2 separate regions of the Homo sapiens genome follow, and region 2 is linked to region 1. A link is a contact called in ENCODE Hi-C or POLR2A ChIA-PET data. All regions are on one chromosome and are shown on one strand. The core of a region is the stretch at or near the end of the contact, and the rest is flanking DNA. Distances in the headings are between cores, read along the strand shown.

Region 1 (5,336 bases), core at 1,762-4,261:
ACCCAAAGGATTCCAACATAGGTAGGACAGTCTTGGCTTGTCACATTTAATACAGAAATTAAATGTGGAGAAAATTTATCTGTCCACAAAACAGCTGTAAGTCAAATGAAAACAGGTGATTGTGATAATGCCTCTATATTTAGAATATTTAGAACAGCTACTCTCCTGAAAAGTAATCTAGAATATGAAATTTCATATATATAGCTACGTTTCCCCCTCACTAACTCATGTACATAAATTTGTGCCTTAAAAATGTTTCAAAAAGTACAGAAGGCATATTTAAAATATGTATAAAAAATAGGAAAATTTTAAGTTATTAAGTTAAAAAGTATCTGTCAGAAACAAGTGATTTCTAAAAAGGTAGGACAGGAGTTTGCAGGAAACAAAAATAATACATAAAGAATAGGAAAGGACCACCCCTCAAAACTCAGGCATTAGAAACAAGCAGTACCTTCATGCGTGATTGAAATTCTCAAAATGAATTCTTTGCAATTTCACCACAATTTTGAGACATTTAAAAAATACAATTTTCTAGGTTTCGTTTTGTTTTGTTTTTTCACTGTCTTTTTCTTGATAGCCAAAGGACTGCATGCTCATTGTGGGGGACAAGAGAGACTGGATGGTTGAAAAAAATGTAAAGGATCATAAAAAACAGTCATTTGTGATTCTATAGCAGAGGAAGCCATTTGTTAATATTTTGGCATATTTCCTTCCAGTTTTTAAAAATACATTTTTGAGATTGTATTGCATATACAATTGACAAACAAAAGATAATCTTCTCTAGTTTACATTACACTGTTATGAAATTCCATATGTTTAAATGAATAAAGTGGAGCCAACATAGATTTCTATGTATTAGGGTACTGTTCTGTGTAACACCAAGTTTCTTGCTGCTGCTGTCGTTATATTAAGTGTTAAGTCCCAACAGTTATATTGATTTTTTATTTTAGTCCAGGATTTCATTTGCTCCATTTAATTCTTTCACCTTATCCTAATTCCAGGAAATGCTTTCTTCCTTTCCTCACAGTGTGTTCTATACTATTTTAAAGTTTACACCAAGATTTTAGAATGTGTTAAGCAAAGCATTCTGTACAGATGCGAGTTTAAAAACAAACACCCACTAAACACCTACAGATGTCCAAGGACAAAAAAAATGTTTATTTTTCTGAGTAATGCAAAGACGATATCTTTGAAAATCAAATACACAAACAAGACAAAGGAAAGAATTCAGGAAATAATTGTGCATATACTAATAATCAAACCTGTTTTCCAGCAAATTAAAAAGTAGCATTTTTCACTGATAAGAATGATCAATGCTCTTTTTACCTTCCTAATATATTTGCATGAAATAAAGAAGAAAGGATTGAAAGTCTTCCCCAGAGAGGAAGCAAATTCTGCTATCGAGGGCATAAACCATGACCAACTGTTTAAAAATATGGTGGGATCCACTTTTCTACTTCTTGGTACTTTCTTTTTTTAAAAAAATGTGGTTGAGAATTTCATTTTCAACCTCAGGTCCTTACCCTTTTTCAGGCTGCCCCTCATTCTAAACACAGTCCATTCTTAGAGGCTGTAAACACGGTCCATTCTTAGGCGACTGTGTCAAGGTCTCCCTAGACCACACAGAAGTCTCCTAGGACCACCCGCTGTTGCTTGCTCTGTGGGGACATTAATAATAGCACCTTAGAAGGATTAACAACTACCCTGTGAAGTGGGCACTATTATCTTTACTTAGCAGAAACTCAGACTTAGGGAGGTTAAGTGAAAAAGCATGCAAATGGTAGAGCCACAACTTAAGCCATAGTCTTTCAATTAGGTAGAGTGCAGGCGGAAGCATGGACCAAATGGTTCAAGGAGGTAAAATGTGAAACGTGCGTTATCAGGGCCTAAGGAATATGCTAAGGGGCAAACTTTTCAGTGGAAAAAGTAATAGTATGTCTTATTATCATGATTTTTTTTATAATGAGTTTTAAAAAGCGAATTGGATTTCCCTGAGAGAGGGCTGCTAGATTTAGCAAATTCAAAAATGCAGTGTGATGAAAATCTGGGACATACTTATACTAAAAAATTATTCACTGTTTATCTGAAATTCAAATTTAACTCAGTGTCTAGTATGTCATCTGTGAAAGCCTTTATAAAACAAACAAAAAAACACTAATACATTCAAGAGCTACAATTCCCACATCTGAAATCTGGACACTGTGGGCCACATGTCTTTGGGAGGCCAAGTAAAGGGAAGTGTAGTGAGGCCACAGCTGTTCTTGACGGGCTTTCTTTTTCCTAGTAGCAGACACAGCCCTTGACTCCAGGGACCTAGCTTTCACCATGTAGGCCACTTAAGATGTCACTGCCTCAAAACTCCAGACCTTCTCTATATGGATGCTATGAAGATTAAATATGACTGAGGTTTATACATCCTTAAAATATTTATTTATTGGGTGAGTACTTTATAAATATATTCTCAGAAACCTGGATCAGATAGACTCTTACCCTCCTAAGAAAGGTCTCAAAAATAAAAGTACTAATATATGGTGAGCCCAGTTGACAGTAATCTCTAAAAATAAGGAAAAGTAAAAAACTAGAAGTATGTTCAAAACCTGAAGTGAACTATGGAACATGTAATGAGATGCCAAAACGGTCCCTAGTAGAAAAAGTGGACAATCACGATGAATTGTACAGTTTTCAAATGGCTATGTATGGGTAGATTTTAAAATATCATCATCATGACTCATAGATCCTACCTGACCACAAATACACAGAGATAACATAACATAAAAATGGGCCAATACCTTACTTATACATACCAATTTACCTTTCTGCTACTCTCCACTAAACCTCCAATCTCTGTAGCTTGAAGACGTTTACTTTCTTTAAAACAACAACAAATTGGGACTGTTTCAGGCAGTGTTCATTTAAATATCTTCTATGCACAAGTTTAATCTTCAAACTTTAACAAAACCCAATCTACTAAACACAAATTGCTGTGAACAGAAACTGCCTGAAGAGGATTAATCAACAGCTTTGTATGTCATCCTCTAAACAAGGCCAAACACTGAATCACTGTTGAATTCCTCACGTGCAGCTACACCCAGTTAATCTTGAAGAAGGCAGTAAACTATGTAAATCTACTTAAACTGGGAAGATAAGTACTTCCCTCATCAAAAGTTAGCAACATTTAACAAGTACAACTATTGGAGGGCAAGACCATTAAACACACACAGATATAAACACACACATACACACATGCAGAAAAATTTTGCATTCACTCCCCTACCTCCAAAACCCTACTGGAAACCACTAGGACAACATACTGCTTAGCAAAAAAGGCCTTCCTACATGCCACGATGTGCAGAAACCAAAGTATGGTTGGTTTGTAACTTAGCTACCTCAAGAAAGCAGTTCCAAAATGGAAGGAAACAGGAAGAGGAGTAGCTAATAAAAGAATTCAAGAAACAACACAAAGGAAAAATGAAAATACCAATTTTCTATATCTAAAAGCCTTTGAGTATAAATCACTTTTTTTGTTTCAAAACACACTAAAATATTTTCATAGCTACAAAAGTCCTGATAAATGGTTTCATTTTGGTTTTTGGGGTGCTCTTTTCATACGATCAGATTGGATTTGCTTAATGAACACCATATACTTCAAAGTCACAGTCAACAGTAATAGAACGTACACATTTGTCCACTGAGACTTGAACCAATCATCTTTATTTAGATACTGCCTACTCGGTTATCACTCCATTCAAAAGCTTCTCACTTTGACTTGAGCTGAGCAGGTGTATTTCTAATGTGCTCACAGGCCTGTGAGGCAGGAAAATCCTGTTGATCCCAGATGATGCCAGAGATCAGTACTCCCTGATGCCCTAGCTACACTACGTGGGGGCAGGTGAGAGATGAGTACCAACCACCGCTGCTTTAACTGAAACTAGCTCACTCCTACACAGTCGACCCTCCGTATAAAGAGGTTCTGCATCCGCCTACTGTGGATTAAAAATATTTCAGGGAAAAGCAATAAAAATAGCAATAAAACAATTTGAAAATAATACAGTATAACAATTATTTACATAGCATCTACATAGTATCAGGTATTATAAGTAATCTAGAGATTAAAGAATACGAGAAGATGTACATAGGTTATATACAAATACTACGCAATTTTATATCAGGACCTTGAGCCATCCTGGAACCAATCTTCCTCGGATGCTGAGAGATGACTGTATATGTAAAATGTAGAAAGCTTTAAGAGTTGTACAATCATTCAGTACAGCCACATTTTTATATCAATGCTGCTTCCAAACATCACAAACTTACCATCTGTATCATCCATTTGCTTCATCATTCACCTCCTAGCTCACAAGTTCTCCCTCCCCAAAAAGGTGGGAGGAATCCCTAAACTGGACTTCTGAGATTAGAAGGGTGATGGGCTATGATGCAGATAAGTTCTCTATGGGTTGCTATTGAGCAGTACATGTAGGCAGGCAGCCGTAGTGTGGTGGCTTGGAAGGGAGTGATTGTCAGGGTTCAAATCCTGGCTCTGCACTTTGAGTTGAATAGACTTTGGGCAATTTGCTTAATCTATGCCTCAGTGTTCTTAATTGTAAAATGGATATACAAATATTGCCTGCCTCACAGGGCTTTTAAGATGACTAAATGAGTTAATCTGCCAAAAACATTCAGAACAGCAATCAGCAGGTAGTGAAGTACTCAATGAAAGTTAGCTACTACTACTATGTATGTATAATGCAAGTGTGATTCCAAACCATTACGGTGTTTTTTCCAAAGGTGACTGTAAAGTATTCCTTACATTCCATTTTTTTTTTTTCTGGCAAATTAGCTGAGATCAGCTCTAACAGCTGATTATGTATTTCTAGACTAAAATCAAACTGCATCATATACCTAAAATCTGCCAATTCTTTCATCAAAATGAACAAACTAATATGAACTGCAAGGTTGAAGCTTAACATCACAAAATCTTATAAAAAGCATTAATTAGACTTCCCATTTAGGCTAAGCCAGGATGAGATCACAAAGTCACTCATGGTAACCAGGTCCCCGCGCTGGAAGTGTGCTTTCCCAGTGAATGGCTAAATACTAACAAAAGAAACCTTTGACTCAAATACCACTGGTACCCGGGGTCTTGTGTCTGTATAATGCCTACACATTCATTTCTTTCTTTGCCTATAGAAAAAAGAAAGTCTGTTTGTTTTTCTGATTCAGTCAGCCCTTTTAGTCTTTGAATCTAAGGAGAGCCCTGTGAAAAGAAGAGCATCTTATCAGCGTGCTCCAGACCAGCAGGCTACCCCCCTTCACACACAAAACCTCCAGCCCCTCAC
Region 2 (5,336 bases), core at 1,933-4,432, 180 kb after region 1:
GCTCTCTCTCTAAGGTATGCATACTATTGCTCTCCCCATTTTACAGGTGAGGATGCTGAGACACAAAGAGGCCATACAACCTGCTCAAGATTGTATCAGTGGGAGGTAGAGCCCAGGTTTGGATTTGGGCTGCCTGCCCTCAGAGGCTGTGTCCTTCTCCAGTTAGCTGTCTGCCTTGCAGGGAGGTGTTTAAAGGCATTATCCTGAGGTCAGTGAACACCATCAGGGACAACCCTACCATTCCCTCTCCCTCTAAGTGAGTTCCTTATCTACACAGCCCTCCCATCAGCATCTAAGCTCCTTCAAATAGAATTAACTATATTTTGATTATCTTTCTGTTTGCTGCAAGCCAAGAATGTTTCCTTGCTCCACTAATAATTTTTTTTAAATTAAGAAACATTTCCAAAATGAAATGGCCAACATAAAGCCAAAGATTGGGGGCCTCCAAATGTCTGGTTTAATTGTGGGAGTACCTGGGAGGAGAGTGGCTGAGGTGATCTGATCGGTGGGCTGTTAGACACAGTCTGCACCTCATGGTCCCCCTGGAACAGCCTACAGGACCGAGGTCCTGGAGCCACGTTGTGGTTGGCCTGGCTCTGGCCATGGTGGTATTGCCTTGGAATGTAAGCATGTCATCCCCCTATTTTCCCTTTAAAACCTACATTTGAAAACACATTTCTGGATGTAATTTGGTCAGACGTATTTGCAATGAGGTGACATTTCTTGTCTTCTGTGGTTAAACCTATAGCTGTTTTTTATCTTCATCTTTTCTATTTGGCTGCTTTCTCTGTTTTTGTTTTTCAATACTGTAGCTCCTGCCTCTTATTCCTTTTTTGCATCAGCCATTTTATGCTATCACTGATCTTGTGGCTCACTTCCTTACCTGGAAGCTTTCTAATACCTTTGCCATAGACCTTCCCACGATGTCTACTAGTACTCACCCTATTCTGTGCTCACCCTAATTAGGCAAGGACTGGCATTATCTTATGTTTCTTGGAATTTCCTTGGAACAATGCAGTCTCTAGTACATTTCCATCATTCCCAAGGGAAGAGGTTTTAGACAAAGTGTTTTTGGTTGCAATGACTGAAACCCAAGATGAATGATCTTAAGCATAAAATAATGAATTAGCTCTGATTTTAAGATACTGAAGACTCACAGAAGTGAGCTCACAGAAAATGCTCAAGAAGATATAGTGGCTCACAGAAGAGCTTTAAGTGCTGGAGCCTTAGGGATAAGAACCGTGGACTCATTTCTTGTCTCTTGCCTCCGCTGAGCCTCATTTTGCAGCGTGGCCCTCTCTACCCTCTCCATGTGGCAGAGAAGATGGCCATCATTAGCTCCAGAGCTGCACCAACCCATTGTATCCAAACCTACATCTAGCATCTGAGTATCATTCTCAGGGAAAGATTCTGACTCACATGGCTTGTGGGGAGATGACGTCTTGTGACTGGCCTGACCCAGCCCATGTGAGCCTCCCCCTGTGATTTAGTGGTAAAGCTCTGTCTCTAGCTTCACAGGGGCAAGCATAGGAGCTCCTCAAAGGAAAGAGGGCTGTGTTTCAAAGGGGATGGAAAATCATGCTATGTGACAAAATCCCTGGCTGCCACAGCCTGATGTAGTAGGGAGATCCTCCAATATAACAGCCTCCAACGGAGTGTCTAAATAATTCCCTCCAACTATTCAGTTTCCGTTTATGTGATATGATTTAAGGGTATCATTGAGGTTGAATGTGAGCTGTGGAATACAAGTCAGTAAGAAAATTATAGCCCAAGCCATGTGGGACATCATGACCATGTAAACCAACAAGTTAAAAATCACTGGTAGCGGGAGCTAGGGCAAGAATGAGCCAGAGGAGGGCCCTGGTGAGCCCCAAGTAAGATTACTATTCAGGATGACACAGACAGCTCATATAGAGAACGATTGCCTTGAGTGTGCACCAGGGCTCAACGGAAAACCTCAGAAAGCCACTTGAATAGAAAATCGAAGGGGTCCCAATATGTGGACAGGGGTACTTTTCATCCTGCTGAGGAATCAGCAAAAAGAGCCAGTCAATTCTTTGCTCCAATACTGATTTTTTAAAAAAAGTTTAAAAAATGGAAAAATAATAATTAGAGATATTCATGGGATACACAGTGATGTTTCAACACACAGAATGTATAGTGATCAGATCAGAATAATTACCACATCCATCATCCCAAATGTTTACCATTTATTTGTGTTGGGAACATCTAATATCCTGCTTCTAGCTATTTGAGAGTATATAATATATTAATGTTAACTACAGTCATCCTACAGTGGTATAGAACACTGGAAATTATTCCTCATCCAGCTCCAAGACTAGTTTGTGCTACAAGGGTCTGGAGATAATTTAAGAAGGGGAGTGGAGTGGGGAAGGGGAAGGGAAAAGATGCATTTATGAAATACGTCACTAATCTAAATTTGTGGAGAGAGTTCTGGGATTTTCTCATAGGACCAGAACTCAAAAGCCTCCATCTGGGTAAAATCAAGATAAAATGTTTGCTGACTCCTTATACCCTAAGGGGTGAGATGCTCTTACTAAGAGCTTCTGAAAGCTTCTTTTCAAGCAAGCCCCTGTCATAAGAAAGACAATAGGATGTTTACAGTTTTCTTTCTTTCTTTTTTTTTTTGATAAATTCTGGCTGATGGTAATTCAGAACCATGCGTAACAATGTTTAGTTTTCTATGCAGACAGTGCAATGCTTGGACATGTCATGAACTTTGCAAAGAAAAAGAATATGCCTTGTAAAAAATTTAGTACCCAAATTTTGGGACCCAGAAAATTGAAATCTGTGAAGAATGCACATCTAAATCTTTAACATAGTGCCTCGGGGTTGGGGATGGGGGGGTAGCAGGAGGGAGGGGGATGTAATTCAAATACCAGCCTGGAGGAATCATTTCCATTATGCTGTAAGAAATGTAAGAAGTTATTATAATGAGGTCAGTTCTGGTCCTTATGTTATTAGCCGACCAGTGAGGACAGAGACAAGGTAGAACAGAAATTAATTAGTATTATGGGGGCTTTATAATCCAAGGTATTCAGAAATTTAGCAAAACTAGGTCTGTGTTCTTAAAAAAAAAAAGGATTATAGAGAGACCTTATTAAAGCACAGAAGGCTCAGCTATTTAAGATGGTGACATACATAGAGGCAGGAATGTGCAGAGAGAAGCTGAAAGGCAGCCAGGCCCTGAAGGAATTTCAGTGGAATTTCTTCACCGGAGGAGTAGTTAATAAATAGAGCAGATTTCTAAGGGCAGAAACTAGAGCAGTTACTACAAATAGTTTTATTTTTCCTCCTCCTTCTTCTTCTTCTTTAAAGAAGGGAGTGATAGGAAGTTGGAGAGGAAAATGTTGAAACAAAGAAAAACAAGCTTCTTACTAGCTCTCTAGGCCATCTCCCATGCAAAAATGTCTGTTCCCAGACATTCAGAATGTTGTATCATTTAGTAATCATAAAACATACTGTAGAGTTGACCTTGGGTGTTAGTTTTAGATTAATACTAGATATCATTAGGAACTGCATGTAATATAATACTTTTCAAGAGTCTGAAATACCATTTGTTTTGTCTTGCTGCCAACATTTCTGCTATTTTCCATTGCACAGGACAGAAATGAGGGCTTGAAAATCCTTTTGTGCTCTGCAGTCGTCCCCTCCTCCTGCCTTTGATGCAGGTCTTCCTCATAGTCTGATACACAAAGCCTTTTCTGGGACAGTGTTAATATACTAGATGTTTACAGATCTGAGGTTCTGAGTTATTTCTGCTTCCCCTTGATCAGGTAGGTTGGCTAACTCATTGTGCACATGCGTTTTTATTCTTCGTACTGTAAAATGATGACATAAAGAGAATGGGTGTAAATGTGTATATCTTTCCACCAACATATCTACAGTTTTATCAATATGCAGATTTTCTCTCACCTTGCCAGTCAAAAAATATTTGACCAGTAATCAGCTTGGCAAAAACTGTTAACTTTGAAATTTGCCAGTTGATTCCTGGGGCTGGAACTATTATCTGTTGTTCCTGTTACTATTTCTCTATTTGTGTCTCTCTCTGTCACTACCCATGAAAGTAAAAAGAATATTTACCCAAAGCCTTGCGATCTCACAAAAGAAGGGTTCGGTCAGGGCAACAGCTCAGGCAGCCCCAGTGAATAGCTCAGCTGACAGGCGTGTGGCGTGACTGGACTCACTGCACAGCAGCATTTCTCAGACCATGGGCTGTGTGGTCACCTGGGGTGTTTGTAGAGATGCAGATTCCTAGGCTCCACACCAGACCTACTGAAACAGCATTCCTGGGCTTGGGGCCTGTGAGTCTGCATTTAATTATGTCGCCCACGTGACTCTGAGATACATGGGCCTAGAGGAATGGAATGTGTACTTTGAAGGGGAAGACATGATGGGGGCTAAGAAGGCAACTGTAATGGATATTTGCTTTCATTTCAGCCCAAACCTCACAGGGAAGAGCAATAGCACAGGTTACAGTGTGCCCCAAGCAGCAGCCATTTGGAGGTGCCAGGCAAGCAGGGCACATGTGGTACTGCAGGGTCTGTGCAGGAGTGAACTGGGGCCAAGTGATCAGCAAGCATTCAGGGAGTGTATTAGAAAGTATCAAGCCGTAAGCAGAACGCTTTGATATCCTGTGTGTGTGAGAGATCATTGATTGCAAATCTAGTGGGCTCAAGCACAAAGCATTTCACTAAAAGGCTAGGGAGGCCTTTGAAGATTAAGGAAGGCTGAAAGGTGAGCTAGAAAGACAGGATAGTAGATCTGTTGTTAGAGGAGGGCATGGTACCTTGATCAACAACCCCCTAGTCTGTATCCAATGAGAGAGAGGGATTCCCTTAAAGGAACTCATGGTGCATTTTCTCAAAGTAAGGACATGGAATGGAGTGGATGTGAAACAGTCAAGACAATTGGCCCCTTGACCAAAAAAACAAGCAAACCAGTGAAAGCCAATCTCACTATGCAAAAAGCCATCTATCAGCTATCAGGGATGTCCAATAAGCAGAATGAGATGGTCAAAGGGCCAGAGAAGAATCAGGAATTTCACAGGAAGAGAGACAGGGACAGAGTTAGCAGGAAGGCAGGTACTCAGCAAGGGCAGGCCTGCAATAATGCTGTTTTGCTTATGAACGTTCAGAGGGCTGGCCTCTGCTTCTTTGCCCCTGGACTCCTCCCAGTCCAGTCTGCAATAGTCTCTACTTTGCAAACCCTCTCCAGGCAGGGTGCCCTCTGCTCTGCATCTTGAGTGCTTCATCTCTCCTTGGATGACCTATGGGATACTGCTCAATCTCTTCCTTGCCTTTTTTCCCACTGGA

The links. A loop is a pair of places that touch in the nucleus more often than their neighbours do. ChIA-PET counts read pairs that join two places held with the same protein, here RNA polymerase II (POLR2A). Pooled maps may share reads with other maps.
Region 2: a map of IMR-90 shows a loop between it and region 1 (1.9-fold over the local background). The contact joins two enhancer-like sites. A Hi-C loop is called at or near these places in 3 of 168 maps with a recorded cell type or tissue (HepG2, IMR-90 and PC-3) and 1 of 50 pooled maps. POLR2A ChIA-PET finds 5 or more read pairs at or near these places in 3 of 52 experiments (GM10248, activated CD4-positive, alpha-beta T cell and naive thymus-derived CD8-positive, alpha-beta T cell).

Annotation. Positions count from the first base shown.
Region 1 is chr2:160,400,445-160,405,780 of GRCh38, forward strand. All of the region lies in intron 1 of RBMS1 (RNA binding motif single stranded interacting protein 1), which reads right to left. Among named protein-coding and RNA genes, the nearest start is that of MIR4785, 4.8 kb to the right of the region's middle. Within about 2 kb of position 3,012, at least 8 of the 41 ENCODE cell types and tissues checked have a DNase peak (open chromatin) inside an H3K27ac peak, as active enhancers do.
Region 2 is chr2:160,579,794-160,585,129 of GRCh38, forward strand. The region is part of intron 2 of LOC105373718 (a long non-coding RNA gene); the gene reads right to left. Among named protein-coding and RNA genes, the nearest start is that of RBMS1, 89 kb to the left of the region's middle. Within about 2 kb of position 3,183, at least 6 of the 41 ENCODE cell types and tissues checked have a DNase peak (open chromatin) inside an H3K27ac peak, as active enhancers do.